Linked DNA regions of Homo sapiens: region 1 is linked to region 2. A link is an interaction called in ENCODE POLR2A ChIA-PET data of the cell type or tissue named here. Cell type or tissue: B cell. All regions are shown on one strand. Region 1 overlaps AFF3 (ALF transcription elongation factor 3). Region 2 overlaps AFF3 (ALF transcription elongation factor 3).

The links. Peaks named below come from ENCODE experiments on the same cell type or tissue, not always from the same donor. Only the 100,000 strongest peaks of a DNase experiment are listed, where the experiment ranks them.
Region 1: POLR2A ChIA-PET joins it to region 2 with 7 read pairs; 2 of 35 experiments call an interaction of 5 or more read pairs at or near these places.

What each region holds. Positions count from the first base shown.
Region 1 is chr2:99,733,403-99,741,402 of GRCh38, forward strand. All of the region lies in intron 10 of AFF3 (ALF transcription elongation factor 3), which reads right to left. Among named protein-coding and RNA genes, the nearest start is that of REV1, 250 kb to the left of the region's middle. RefSeq lists a silencer at 1,991-2,191. In B cell, no CTCF peak of the experiment used is centred here; no DNase peak of the experiment used is centred here; H3K27ac peaks cover 794 bases.
Region 2 is chr2:99,585,547-99,593,546 of GRCh38, forward strand. It overlaps AFF3 (ALF transcription elongation factor 3), which reads right to left. Exons shown (of 25, transcript NM_001386135.1): 15 at 7,649-8,000; 16 at 1,608-1,732. Among named protein-coding and RNA genes, the nearest start is that of REV1, 100 kb to the left of the region's middle. In B cell, no CTCF peak of the experiment used is centred here; no DNase peak of the experiment used is centred here.

The sequences.
Region 1 (8,000 bases), 150 kb after region 2:
AACAACAACAACAACAAAACTTTTCCCAGTGTTAGCCTTTTTATTTTTTCTATTATCTTTGGATAATGTTAAGTTCTTAATTTTAATGTACTCAAATTTATAGATAATTTTCTTTATTTGACACTTTTTGTGATTTAAGAAAAACATCAGAAAAATGTTTTATACTGTCTTCTAAAAGTATATACTTTTACTGATTTTTAAAAAATACCTGGATTGGTTTTTGTATATGGCGTGGGGTAGGAGTTAAGTTTCGTTTTTCTCCCTAGAAATAACCAGTTATTATGGTACTTGAAGTCCATTCTTTCTCTATTAATCTATATCATCATCTCTGCCATGAGTCCAGTTTTCATACGCCTGTGGATCTGCTTCTGGGTCTCTACTCACTCACTTTCATTGCTCAATTTGTCTATTACTGCCCTCATTACTTAGCTTTAATATATATTTAAAAATATTCGTAAGGCAAAGCTCCAACCTTGCTATTTAGGAACATCTTGGCTATTCTTAGCCCTTTGATCTATTGTATAAATTTGAGTATCATCAGTTTGTCAATTTCCACATACCCAAAAGTTGGAAATTTGATTGGAGCTGTATTAAATCTATAGATATCTGAAGAGAACTTGTATCTTTACAACACTGCATCTTCCAATTCATGTACTTGGTATTAGGCGTCTCCATTTATTTTGATATTTCTTAACGTATTTCAATAGTTTGTTAATTTTCTCCATAGAGGTCTTAACACATCTCTTGACAGGGTTATTGCTTAGTAACTTATATTTTTATACTAATATTAAAAGTTTTAAACTATAATTTTCAGTTGTTAGTGTAGGGAAATGAAATTAATTGTGTATACAGCAATCTTGCTAAATTTTCTTATTAATCCTAATAATCTGTAGATTCTTTTGAGTTTTCTGCATAAACAATATAATTTGAGAAAATGAATGTTCTTCTCCTTTCTAACAGGTACTTTTTTTTCTTAATTTATTGCCTCGACCAAGGATGTCCATCCAGTATAATGTTGCATAAAAGTGGAACTCATGTCTTGTTCCTCATCTTGAGGGGAACGCTGCAAATGTTTCAACACTAAATAGGATTCTTGTTTTGAGTTTTTTTGGCAGATACTGTTATTGTGTTAATGAAGTGGGCTTCTATTCCTGATTTGCTATTTTTCCTTTAAATCATGTATAGTGAATTTTATCAAATGCTTTTTCTTAATTTATTGAAACAATCCTATTTTTCTTTTAATATTTTAATATAATTAATCATGTTAATATTATAAAAAGGATCCAATTTTGAATTCCTAAAATAAGTACAGTTTCTTAATTATGAGTTATATTTTAAAATATATTTTGTACTTGGCTGGATGGAATTTACAAATATTTGACCTAGAATTTTTACATTTATGATCATGAATGATACCTGTGAATTCTTTTTCTTGTACTGGCTTGTCAAGTTTTGATATCAAGGTTATACTGCCTTGATATAATGAGTTGAGAACTGCTGGCTTTTTCTAATTCTCTGAAGAAGGGTGTAGGTTTGGAATTACCTCTTCCTGTGAGTTTGGTAGAATTCTTAGTAAAAATGTCTAGCCTTGAAATTGTGTGGTGGAATGATTTTTAAAAAATTACTGGGCCAATTGTTAAAACGGCTATAGGATTATTCAGGTTATATTTATATGTAAATTTCATATAAAACATATACATATATACATGTAATACCTGAAAAATCATTTTAATCATAGTCATTTCGTCTAGTTTTGAAAAAATTTTGGTATAATTTTGCACATAACATATTTTTGTTCTTGATCTGCATCACAGTTTATTCCCTTTTTGATTCCTAATATTATTTATTTGTGCCTTTTCTCTTTTTGTCCTGATCAATCTCTCTGCAAAGTTTGTCAACTGTATTATAACTTCATTGAATAAACTTTTGGCTCCATTGACATTTAAAATTTTATCTCTGCTATTTTATTAATTTCTGCTTTTGTTTTTTTTTTGTAAATCTCTTTTCCATTTGTTTTGGGTTTATTTTCTCTTCTTTCAGCTCTTAAGATAGATGCTTAGTTCATTAATTTTTTGTTTGCTAGTATGAGTCATTTCCTTATTTATTTAGAGACGGAGTCTCACTCTGTCATCCAGGCTGGAGTGCAGAGGTGAGATCTCGGCTCACAGCAACCTCCGCCTCCCAGGCTCAAGCGATTCTCCTGCCTCAGTCTCCCGAGTAGCTGGGACTACAGGCGCCTGCCACCACACCCAGCTAAATTTTGTATTTTTAGTAGAGATGGGGTTTCACCACGTTGGCCAGACTGGTCTCGAATTCCTGACCTCAATGGATCCGCCCACCTCAGCCTCCTAAAGCACTGGGATTACAGGCGTGAGCCACTGCACCCAGCTTCTAGTATGAGTATTTCAGATGCAAAGCTGCAACTTTCCCTCTAATTTAGTTTCTTCCTCCAGTTTTAATATTAGGTATTTCTATTACCTTTCAGTCCCAAATATTTACTAATATCTAGAGTGATTCTTAATTTCTAAACATGTGTTTTCCCTCCTAGTCATATTTTCATTATCAATTTCTAATTTAATCATACTGTGGTTGGAGACCATGGTAAATATAATATTTATCTTTTAAAATCTGTTGAAACTTGCTTTATGGTCCAGTAGTTGTCAATTTTCATAACTGTTCCCTGTCTGCTTGAAAATAATGCATATTCTGCAGCTGTTGGGTAATGTACTCTTGCTCATTGTGTTGTTTAAATCTTATGTATCCTTACTAATTTTTCTGTTTGCATTATACAACAGTTACGAATTTCTGTTTACATCTTCCATTAAGATAATACATTTCCCCTTGTAATTTGTGACTTTTACTTTTAAAAATTTGAAGCTTTGCTATTTGGAATTTACATATATCAAATTATTTTGTCCATATGGTAAGTTGTATCTTTCCTTGGGTAGTGACCCTTTTTAACTGTAGTAATGCTTTTTGCTTAAAGTTTATTTTTCTGGTATCAGAATAAACATATCATGCTTTTTTATCACCAGTATTTGGCTGGCATATATTTTCCTAACCTTTTTCCTTTCAAATTTTCTGAATCTTTAATTTCTAAATGTGTCATTGTAAATAGCACAGAGCTAGAGTTTTATTTTTTAAATCAATTTGGTCAATATTTGTTATTGAATCATTGCATCTAATCCATTTGTTTAAATTACTGATTTTTTTTTTTTTTTTTTTGAGACGGAGTCTCACTCTGTTGCCCAGGCTGGAGTGCAGTGGCACAATCTTGGCTCACTGCAACCTCCACCTCCCAGGTTCAAGCGATTCTCCTGCCTCAGCCTCCTGAGTAGCTAGGACTACAGGCATACGCCACCACGCCCGGCTAATTTTTGTATTTTTAGTAGAGATGGGGTTTCACCATGTTGGCCAGGCTTGTCTCGAACTCCTGGCCTCAAGTGATCTGCCCACCTCGGTCTCCCAAACTGCTGGGATTACAGGCGTGAGCCACCACGCCCGGCCTTTAAATTACTGATTTAATTTATGCTACCATATTTTTCCATATACTCTGTTTCATTTTCTCTTCTTCAATTCTTTTGGATTAACTAATAATATTCATATTCTATTTTTAGCTTGGTTTGTAAGATGTTCTCCACATTTAGTTTGTAGGTTAAATACCTTTTAGTATAGTTTAGTGGGTACCCTACAAATTGCAAATATTTACTTAATTTATCAAAGCCCAAAGTTAAAATTTTTATCCTTCTCCAAAATAATTACAGGAACTTAGAAGATTTTAATTCCACATTCTCATCTTATTTTATGCTATTGTTTTGTGGATTCCAATTGTATTTATTTTGATTACTTAACAATATATTATTACTGGTGCATGCAATCAACATTGTTTAAATTTTCCCCATATTTACTTTCACTGCATTTAATCTTTCTCGCACCTCACATTCCTTCTGAACAAAGTATGTCTTTTAAAATTTCTTTTGTGAGGATTTACTGGTGGCATACTTTCCCAGCTTTTGTCTGAAAATGTCTTGACTCATTAAATTTTTTTTTTGCAAGATACACAATCCTAAGCTGATAGTTATTTTTTCCCAACTCAGTGATGCTTCAGCTTCTCTGTTTGCAGGCTCCCACTGATGCTGTTGTGAAGTCAGGTGTAAGTTGGTTGAGTTGTTGAAGATATTAAAGGGTATTTTAATTTTTATGTGCACTTTAGCTATAATGTGTGTAGTGTGGACTTTTTTTTTTTTCATTTATCCTTGGTATTCACTGGGTTTCTTGACTCTGTGGATTAATGTCTTTCAAGTCTGGAAAATTCTCAGCCATCAATCATCTTCAGTACTGTCTCGCTTCCCTTTCCCTTTCTGAAATTCTAGTTAGATGCATGTTAGACTTCCCCACTTTATCTCCATGTCTCTTAACTAATTTCCTGTTTTCCATTTCTGTCTCTCTAGGCTGCATTCTAGATAATTTCTTAAATTCAACTTTCCAATTCATTAATTCTTTCTCAGCTATGTCTAATGTGCTGTTACATCTGCCCATGGAAATTCTAATTCCTATTATATTATTTTATTCCTAGAATTCTGTTTAACACTCCTCCAAGTTTTCTTGCTCTTTACCACATTTCCAATCCTCTCTTTTATTTCCAGAAATTAAAGCAAGGGCTCTAATTTCACATTCTAGGCTTGATAACCCCAGTTTCTGAATTAGGAGTCTGATTCTCCGCTGTCCTGTTTGTTCTTGCTCTTGCTCGTGGTCTCGTTTCCTTTTTTGTAAGGGGTTCTTTTCTGATTGTAAGTTGCTCATTTCCCTTAGTGCTCTATTTCTGTTATTATTCATTCCTCTCCATTTTCTTTTTCTGCCACCTTGACTGGCTGTGTATCTTCAATCCCTTTCATATTTTCCATCTGTGTTTTGCTTTATACTCAGAAAAAAAAAGTTTTCAACTTTATATTCAACGTTTCAGACTTCAGCTATTATCATCCCTTCTATTGTTTGTCAATCATATTTTTAATTCTCAAGTGTTCATTTGTTCTGTAATTACCTCTTTTTCATACCAATCTGTTCTCTTTTTATTTAACACAAATAATTTCAAATCTTTCTAAGGACTGCAATTATACTTGAAACTTTTTTCTTCTTTACCTTGAATTAGATTTCCTAGATTTCCTTTGGGACTAGTCTTTCTTTTTGGCGTCACTGGTTATATATTCATATTTTTAAATAAAAAATTGGTTAACAAAGGTAGTTGGCGTGGCTTTCCTGTATCAGTATTCCGATCAATTTTTCTAACACACCTATCCTTTGTAGGGAAGAGCTGATTTATGGCTCTTTGTAAGTGGGCAGGGTATGCTGATGTGAAGGATTCATTTAGGGCTCAAGAGAAGAGAAGCCTCCAGGCAAGCTGTAAGCCCAAGCCCTTCCTCCACCCACTCCTCTAAGAAAAATATAAAGCACTGTACTTTAGGTGTATAGAATTTTTGTTTATTTCCCTTGAGAAATAGTTGACTCTTCTGCCATTACTCCATGTCATCTATTTTTAAGGTCTGGTACTATCTTAGAATGTATTCTGTTTCTCTCTTTGGTATTAGTTCTCAGTGAGGAGTGAACTGTTCAATTTTTTTTTTTTTTAGCAAATATTATGGTACTTTTTGTTTTTGGGGGTTTTTGAGAAAAAATCATCCTGAAAGCTCTGTGTGGGAATCCGTGAGGATGGGGGTGGAGGGGTAATGGTTGAAGGATGGCCAGGTGTTCCCATCACTGCAAGCAATTCGCACTTGTTCTCTCTTGGGGTCCAGTGGAAATGTGGTCTTTCCTGGGGCTCCTGGGGGCTGTTCCCACCACCACTAAAACTTGTTCCTGTCTGATTCTTCCTTTGCTGTGTCACGACCTTCCCTGTTCAGGGGTATTTTTCAGTAGGGTTTTATTACTTTCGGCTTTCCAGAACACAACTAAATTTCTGGTTTGCTGATGGCACTTATTCTGATGGTGCTATTTTGGATTTATTTCCATTTCTACAGCTTCATGGCTATTAGGTGGGGATTCTGAAGGAAGGGGAAGGATTGCTTAAATGCAGTCACTCAACTGAACAGGACGTTCTCATAATTTTTAAAAATGTAGACATAAATCATCCATGTTAATATTCAAGTATCTCAATGCTTAATAAGCTTCCATTTTATAATATCAAGTTCAATTGATCAGTAATTCAGCAAACGATCTACCTTTTAAAAGATTTGTATTGAAAGTCATTTTCTGTTTATACAATCTTTCCTTTAGTATCTATAATACAGTCTTTCTCACTTCAAAGAGAATAGAAGCACTGGCCTAAAATAATGAGTTAGTAATCAATCCACACAGATATTTTGTTTTTGGTTTCTCTGAAGCTCAGTATTTCTCTATTTCTTTTTTTTAATTTTTATTTTATTATTATTATACTTTAAGTTTTAGGGTACATGTGCACAATGTGCAGGTTAGTTACATATGTATACATGTGCCATGCTGGTGTGCTGCACCCATTAACTCATCATTTAACATTAGGTATATCTCCTAAAGCTATCCCTCCCCCCTCCCCCCACCCCACAACAGTCCCCAGAGTGTAATGTTCCCCTTCCTGTGTCCATGTGTTCTCATTGTTCAATTCCCATCTATGAGTGAGAATATGCGGTGTTTGGTTTTTTGTTCTTGCGATAGTTTACTGAGAATGATGAGTTCCAATTTCATCTATGTCCCTACAAAGGACGTGAACTCATCATTTTTTATGGCTGCATAGTATTCCATGGTGTATATGTGCCACATTTTCTTAATCCAGTCTGTCATTGTTGGACATTTGGGTTGGTTCCAAGTCTTTGCTATTGTGAATAGTGCCGCAATAAACATACGTGTGCATGTGTCTTTATAGCAGCATGATTTATAGTCCTTTGGGTATATACCCAGTAATGGGATGGCTGCGTCAAATGGTATTTCTAGTTCTAGATCCCTGAGGAATCGCCACACCGACTTCCACAATGGTTGAACTAGTTTACAGTCCCACCAACAGTGTAAAAGTGTTCCTATTTCTCCACATCCTCTCCAGCACCTGTTGTTTCCTGACTTTTTAATGATTGCCATTCTAACTGGTGTGAGATGGTATCTCATTGTGGTTTTGATTTGCATTTCTCTGATGGCCAGTGATGGTGAGCATTTTTTCATGTGTTTTTTGGCTGCATAAATGTCTTCTTTTGAGAAGTGTCTGTTCATGTCCTTTGCTCACTTTTTGATGGGGTTGTTTGTTTTTTTTCTTGTAAATTTGTTTGAGTTCATTGTAGGTTCTGGATATTAGCCCTTTGTCAGATGAGTAGGTTGTGAAAATTTTCTCCCATTTTGTAGGTTGCCTGTTCACTCTGATGGTAGTTTCTTTTGCTGTGCAGAAGCTCTTTAGTTTAATTAGATGCCATTTGTCAATTTTGGCTTTTGTTGCCATTTTGACATGAAGTCCTTGCCAATGCCTATGTCCTGAATAGTAATGCCTAGGTTTTCTTCTAGGGTTTTTATGGTTTTAGGTCTAACGTTTAAGTCTTTAATCCATCTTGAATTAATTTTTGTATAAGGTGTAAGGAAGGCATCCAGTTTCAGCTTTCTACATATGGTTAGCCAGTTTTCCCAGCACCATTTATTAAATAGGGAATCCTTTCCCCATTGCTTGTTTTTCTCAGGTTTGTCAAAGATCAGATAGTTGTAGACATGCGGCGTTATTTCTGGAAGCATTCCCTTTGAAAACTGGCACAAGACAGGGATGCCCTCTCTCATCACTCCTATTCAACATAGTGTTGGAAGTTCTGGCCAGGGCAATTAGGCAGGAGAAGGAAACAAAGGGTATTCAATTAGGAAAAGAGGAAGTCAAATTGTCTCTGTTTGCAGATGACATGATTGTATATCTAGAAAACCCCATTGTCTCAGCCCAAAATCTCCTTAAGCTGAGAGGCAACTTCAGCAAAGTCTCAGGATACAAAATCAACGTACAAAAATCA
Region 2 (8,000 bases):
AACCTGGGGTCCAATAACTTGAATAGAGAAGTGACCTCTTCATTTTCACTAACCTCTCACTGTAACAGAACATTTCCTTCAACTATGAGTAAAGGTATGAAACCAGAGTCATGGTTTAGCAGGAGCAGTAGTACAACACTTGAGACCGTGTCACCGGTATAAATCACAGCTATTTTCTTTTTTTCTTTTTCTTTTCTTTTTTGAGATGGAACCTCTCTGTCGCCCAGGCTGGAGTGCCATGGCACAATCTCGGCTCCCTGCAACCTCTGCCTCCCGGGTTTGAGCGATTCTCTGGCCTCAGCCTCCCAAGTAGCTGGGACTACAGGAGTGTGCCACCACACCCAGCTAATTTTTTTATATTTTTAGTAGATACGGGGTTTCACCATATTGGCCAGGCTGGTCTTGAACTCCTGACCTTGTGATCCGCCCGCCTCAGCCTCCCAAAGTGCTGGGATTACAGGCGTGAGCCACCGCACCCGGCCAAATCACAGCTATTTTCATATCATATTGCAGTTGTGCATACATACGGTTTATATTCCTCACTGCTTAGAAATTCTGGAAGCCACCAGATCAGCTAGAAAGGTTATTTAGTGCATTAACAAGCACTAAAGGATATCACACATTTAAAAATATTTGGGGACTACATTTTCCCCATTTCCCCTTTCCCAATATTTTGGGCTGGCATCCACCCTGCAAAGAGGACCGAGGAGTGGGCAGCATGCAGGGGCAGCCCTCCCTCCTGCTCAGACCCACAGGAGCCCTCGCCTTTCAAGGTGATTCCGGCGCTGCAGTGTGCCTGTGTGTGTGCACCCTCACCCTCCAGTTCCCTCGCCAAGTTTTAGCACTGCTCTACATCTTTTCCTAACCTTTCAGTTTACATTTTTATGTGTTGTGCCGAGACATTCATCTCTCTTCAAAATTCTATGTATACGGTCAGGGAGGGTGAGGAGTGTCTTAGAGAGGAAAAGTGGTTTCCGTGCTGTGGTATTTCAAAATGGAAAGAGCTTCTACGACTGATGATAAGCTACTTGTTTCTAATAAATACCTGGGATCTTGCTTTGCTTGTAAGCCATTCATCACAGAGGGGAGTCAGTGCTGGATGCGTCCATCTGGAACCTCTTGAGAGGAGTGTGTGGGTGGCCATTTAACCTTGGGAGCACGGACCCTTCTAAGGCCACAATTTTAGTCTATATCCAATTAATTGCTTTAGGTGCTACACATGGAGATTCAGCTTGAAGTGTGTATTTCTTCGTCTGTGTAATAAGCTTAGTGTTCTTAGGAGTTTAGCGGTTACCATTAAAATATTGATTAGAAATTCAGTTATTAAGTTTTTTTGGGGGAAGGGCATGTCTTGGGGAGTGCAGAGCTGTGTGTAACTAGTATCTGGTCTTTGGTTATGGAGAAGAACCTTGCGTGAGTATCTGGAGCTATAATGTGTGGCACATGTGTAGCCATAATAATAAGATTTGGGTTAAAGGAGGGAAGCAAGTCTGCAGACCTTGACCAGAGTAGTCCTCAAAAAGCCTGACCCTCCTCCAACATAGCAGGTGACTTTCAGACCCAGAGATCTCTCCAGCTCACTTCCACTTTGGAGGGAATGCACGTACCTGTTGATGTTCATGTTGCAGTGGTTTGCAGACAAAGTATTACTGGTGGAGGTGGCCAGTCTTGAAGAGCTGTCTTTCTCTCCCTGGGACTTCTTGATCTCCCTGTAGTCGTCTTCGTTGTCACACTGTATGGGAATAAACTAAAGTCAATCAGCACTGGATTTCAAGAGGTATTATGAGTTCCCAGGCACCGACTTCCACAGAGCAAGGCCTCCTGGGAGCCCCACTCACCTGGCTTCCCCGAAGCACAGCCTGAGCAGCTGTGCCCCTGCCATAGCTTCCCCATTAGCTCCTCAACAAGCAAGGATGAAATCTGTCAGTTTTACAATTGACAGCTGATGGAGAGGAGAGGCACGACGCCATGATTCAACATTTTGAATTCTGAAAGCTGCTCTGCCATCAACCGGCTTAGGATTTAGCCCTCCAACTGGTCTGAGTTCCCACTGCAGCTCCAGCGGCACTCACCTTGGCATTTCTTGGTATCAGAATAAAGTACAGCAAGTGTGTGTTCTCTGGGATTCATGCCATAAGGGCAGTGGCAAGCCTGGACTTTTCTGTTTTAAAAATTCTTGCTTTGGCCAGGTGCGGTGGCTCATGCCTGTAATCCCAGCACTTTGGGAGGCCGAGGCAGGCGAATCACGAGGTCAGGAGATCAACACCATCCTGGCCAACATGGTGAAACCCCATCTCTACTAAAATACAAAAAATTAGCCAGGTGTGGTGGTGCACGCCTGTAGTCCCAGCTACTTGGGAGGCTGAGGCAGGAGAATCGCTTGAACCTGGGAGGCAGAGATTTAAGTGAGCTGAGATCACGCCACTGCACTCCAGCCTGGTGACAGAGTGAGACTCCGTCTCAAAAAAAAAAAAAAAAATTATTGCCTTTTGTGAACTGCAAGCAGAAGCTATTATCTCTTGGTGCCTTAATTCTAGTTTTCAATTACTATCCCATGACATCTTAGAATCCATAAAGTACCTTTTTCTAAAACAGTACTTTGATTGGATCCTTGTTGCCATGATTGGGTTTAATTTTATTTGTTTATTTAGAGACAGTCTTGCTCTGTCACCCAGGCTGGAGTGCAGTGGTGCGATCATGGCTCACTGCAGCCTCGACCTCCCAGGCTCAGGTGATCCTCCCGCCTCAGCCTTCCAAGTAGCTGGGAATGCAAGTGTGTGCCACCATGCCTGGCTAATTTTTTGTATTTTTTGTAGAGACGGGGCTTTGCCATGTTGCTCAGGCTGATCTCAAACTCCTGGGCTCAAGCGATCCTCCCACCTTGGCCTCCCAAAGTGCTGGGATTACAGGTGTCAGCTATCAGGCCAGCCTGTGTTTAACTTTAGATATGTGTTAAGGTGCAACACAAATATATTCAGAAAGTACCATTTTCCATGAGATAACAGGAACCTAGTATGGTATCCTCAGGGCTGTCTGCATTGTTTTCCAGGAGACAAGTGCCAACACCAAAGAGAGAAAGACTCTGACTTTCTCGCTCTGGCTGGGATTTTGCCACACAGCCTCTGCCACAGGGGCTCCCAGATGCCCACACTGTAATAGTACCCCCATGGAGGGCCCAAACCAAAGCTCCGAGTTCTTAGTCCTTAGCTCCAGGGCTCCAGCAGGGCGAGACTCCACAAATTTGACAGCCAGGTCTATGGGGTCCCATCTCCAGCACCCAGTACTGGGGTACTAATGCCCAGAATACCAAGTAAAGAGCACTATAAGAATGTTCTTTCACTTCTCTTGTGTCTGTGTTTAATGATTCTTTAGATTTTATGAGTACAGCCAGGTGTCAGGCTTACTGTAAATGAAGCTTCTTAAGTTAAAATAAAAATGGCCATAAGTAATACAACTATTTAAACACAGAATATTACGGAATTTTATGTAAGTCTTTCTGCACATCTCTCTAGTAAACTCTGCATGCCTGGATGGCTTTATGTATTTCCAATCTGTCTATATATTACCAATGTCTATCTCTGCATATTTCATGTGTATATTTCCATCAGCGTATTCAGTTAGCCATCCATCCCAGAGGTAATAGCCACACTCATTCCCAGATGATTAACTGATTGATTGATTCCTACACTCAACAAAGACTGAGCACCAGCAAGTAGTAAGGAAGACAGGGTGTGTAGAGAAAAACAGGAGGAATAGCAGGTAGGGAAGAAAATGAGCTGCCAAGTATTACTGAGTTGCATTGTTGGAACATATTGTGTGAATCTGACAACACCCCTGCAAAGATGTCAACATTTTTTTTTTTTTTTTTTTTTTTGAGACAGAGTCTCACTCTATTGCCAGGCTGGAGTGCAATGGCATGATCTCAGCTCAGTGCAGCCTCTGCCTCCAGGGTTCAAGCGATTCTCCTGCCTCAGCCTCCTGAGTAGCTGGGATTACAGGCACGCGCCACCACGCCCAGCTATTTTTGTATTTTTAGTAGAGACAGGGTTTCACCATGTTGGCCAGGATGGTCTCGATCTCTTGATCTCGTGATCTGCCCACCTTGGCCTCCCAAAGTGCTGTGATTATAGGAGTAAGCCACCACGGCCGGCCCAGATGTCAGCATTTTCTAGATGGAGAAACTGATGTTCAGAGAAAGTAAGGTCACCTGATTAAGGTCACTGAGGAGGCCAAGGACCATAAATAACCTTCTGGGTCTAGCGCAAAATGAAAACGCTGGGCCCTTTGTTCAAAAAGCAGGAAAAGAGTGATGTTATAAAGCCCTCAAATAGAAAACATTCTCCATTCTTTCACAGTCTCTGTCATGGAGGTGTCTACAGTATTTGCTATACACACTGTACTTCTTTGGGCATGGGGATACTTGGGGAGGCAAGTGTAGCCTCTCAAGGGCTCTGTCTGCCCTTGGACAAGGTATATGTGTGCAGCCCACCAGTGTGGGCGTTCCCCTTCTGCCAATCAGAGGCCCTACCTGTGGTGCCCGAGTTGTCAGGCATTTCCCCAACAACCCACAGCAAGTGGGCAACCCCCAGGGGATTTCAAGACCCTCTTTGGAATGTCTTACTACCTGGATGAGGGATGGGCAAGATTCTTCCTCTGCCTGCACCTAGGCCCCTTCTTGGGGCAAGGGCAGCAATAGTCCCTGGACTAAGACAGGAAGTGGGAGGCTGCCTAGGGCCCAGGGTGCCAGGAGGCAGAAGCGCAGGCAGAACCTGCCCTGCAGAAACAGGCAGGAGGTGGGAACACAGTGAGTCAAAGCTCCATATGCCCCTGCACATGTACCATCAATTTGCAGCATCACAAATTCAAAGATTACAGGAAAAATTTTAAGATGGCAGCCACAAGCATTCAATTCCAAGGGGCCCTGGGTGATGCACACCACTATGGTCCCATGCATGGGGCCCATGAAAAGCTGGACCTGCAGGAGGGAAACGGTAAAGACAGGATTTGAAGTCAGGACACTTTGGTGTGAAAATCCACACACTTTCCATTATATGTGAGCACTCTCAGGGCAATGGGGACCAACTAAGGGCGCCCACTGCCGGCTAATAATGGCCAGTGCTGGGTGGAAACTATGTTGGGGCCTCTTTATAAAATTATCTTTGCTGGCCACGTGCAGTGGCTCATGCCTGTAATCCCAGCACTTTAGGAGGCCGAGGCAGGCGGATCACCTGAGGTTGGGAGTTCGAGACCAGCCTGACCAACAATGGTGAAACCCCGTCTGTACTAAAAATACCAAATTAGCCAGGCATGGTGGCACATGCCTGTAATCCAAGCTACTCGGGAGGCTGAGGCAGGAGAATCACTTGAACCCAGGAGGCGGAGGTTGTGGTGAGCCAAGATGGTGGAGCATCATTGCACTCCAGCCTGGGCAACAAGAGCGAAACTCTGTCTCAAAAAAAAAAAAAAAAATTTTTTTTTCTTTGCATCCATACCAAGGAAAAGCAAAAAGCTGCCCCTTGAACATATTTCTTTTCATGAACTTTCTTGCAAGGGCTTCAAATTCTACTTTATAGGGATAAATTACTTAATGTTATTAATATTATGTGAAGAAAAACATCCTTTGGTACTTTATTTTTTATTTTATTTATTTATTTCTTTGAGATGGCGTCTTGCTCTGTTGCCTAGGCTGGAGTGCAGTGGCATGATCTTGGCTCACTGCAACCTCCGCCTCCCAGGTTCAAGTGATTCTCCTGTCTCAGCTGCCTGAGTAGCTGGGACTACAGGTGTGCACCATCATGTCTGGCTAATTTTTTGTATTTTAGTAGAGATGGGATTTTACCATGTTGTCCAGGCTGGTCTTGAACTCCTGAGCTCAGGCAATCCGCCCATCTCAGCCTCCCAAAGTGCTAGGATTAGAGGCTTGAGCCACCGTACCCGGTCTGGTACTTTAGAATGAATTTCTCTGGTCATAGGTGCCCTTAGGTTACAAAGATGATTGTCATAAAAAGGAGACTGAGTGCCTTCTCCATGCGCACTTACAAAGCAAGAAATATATTCATCGTGGCCAGGACAAGGTAACAAGCTGTACTCCTTAGTCCCCTTCTCAATCAGGGATTCGAAATAGCTGTGAAACGTATGTGTCCAGTCTAACTTTTCTATTGATAGACTAGACTGTCTTCAGAAAACTGGAAAATATACAGACCTCAGACTGATTTCTTATTGTGACGCTCTGAAGCCAGACAGCCTGGGTTAATTCCTGGCTCAGCCCCTTAGGACCTATGTAACCTTGGGCAAGTTGCTTTAGGCTCTCTGAGCCTCTGTTCCCTCTCCGTAAAATGGGTATGACAATATTTGCCTCATAAAGTTATAAGGATGAAATGATTTAACATGTATAAAGTGCCTAGAGCAGCATCTGTCATGGGGACCTATATACCTGTGAGCTGTTGTTACTGAAAACTTTGTCCTAAATTTGGAGCCATCCATGCATATTGCAATCTTGGTCTGTCACCCATTGTATTTTTCACAGTGATAAAAATTACTTATGAAGATACAGTAACAGGAGGGGTTAAAAACCCTCAAAATTGGCTTTAATGGATGATTAAGGTATTCCCCTGCACAAAAACCTTCGAAATGGGCTACACGTTCAGGCTCTGCTGCCAGAGATGCCCCCCAGCTCTCCCTGTCCTTGCTTTTGCTGCCCTTCTCACTCCCTGGACTCACCGCTTCCATTCCTGACCCTGGACGTATTCAAATATCCCTCCTCTACAGAGCCCTGTTTTCAGGGCCCCTCCACCATGAAGCCCTCCTTGATCAATGCTAACAGAAGCAACAGCTGCTGGTTCTGATGCTGCATCAGGGTCTGCCGTATTCATTTTCACCTGCCACAACCTTGAACTTCATGAGGCCACTGGCCTCTTGGGCCAATGAGTGATCCCACCATCAATGTCACCCCATTCCTGCCAGCAAAGAGTGAGGGTTCTCATGTGTTTAGCTTTCTCACAGGCCCTACATCCAGCTGCGTGTGCACACGCTTGATAAATATTTCCTATTTTGACATGCAGTGGGACAAGGCTTAATTACCTATAACTATAAAATAGGGATAATAGGCTGGGCGTGGTGGCTCATGCCTGTAATCCCAGCACTTTGGGAGGCTGAGGCAGGCAGATCACTTGAGGTCAGGAGTTCGAGACCAGCCCGGCCAACATGGTGAAACCCTGTCTTTACTAAAAATACAAAAAAATTAGCTGGGCATGGTGGTGGACACCTGTAATCCCAGATACTTGGGAGGCTGAGGTAGGAGAATCGCCTGAACCTGGGAGGCAGAGGTTGCAGTGAACCGAGATTGTGCCATCGTACTCCTGCTTGGGCGACAGAGTGAGACTCCCTCCCCCCCCCCCAAAAAAAGGGATAATAATGGTACTTCCCTCACTGAGCAGTTCTAAGGACTAAGTTAGATGTTAAGTGCTTACAACAGTGTCTGGATATAGAAAGTACCCTAGAAGTGTGTGTTAGGTAAGGACACACAAAACTCCTGCGGCAGCCTACCGTCCCAAACAGCAGCCTATGGGTGCTCTATCCAAGTACCCACAAGTTAAGAGATAGCCCCTTCCCCTCCACGCCCCCGCACCCCAGTCAGCCCCAGGCCTACCTTGCGTTTCCTCTTGGATTTTGGCAAAGCCTTTTCTGCAGGTGTGTCCGAGGTGTGGCTGGGCGGTGCGCTCTCAGAGTCCTTGGTGGCAGGGGCGCTCAATACCCCTGGCTCCTGGGGCAGGTGTTCTGGGATCCTGGACAGGAGGGTCAGGTCGATTTTGACCCAGAGAGACCTGATCTCATCACTGTCCTTTAGAGGGGAGAGAAGTTCGTTCCGGCCAAAGGGGACCAGTGTGTAGAACTGCTCCTCCAGCTCCTTGGCGATGTCACTGGTGGTCCTGGCGTTGATGGAGCCTACAGGGGCCCTAGGACCACTGCCCCCGTTGGCAGCGGCCTCCTTCAGCCTCTGA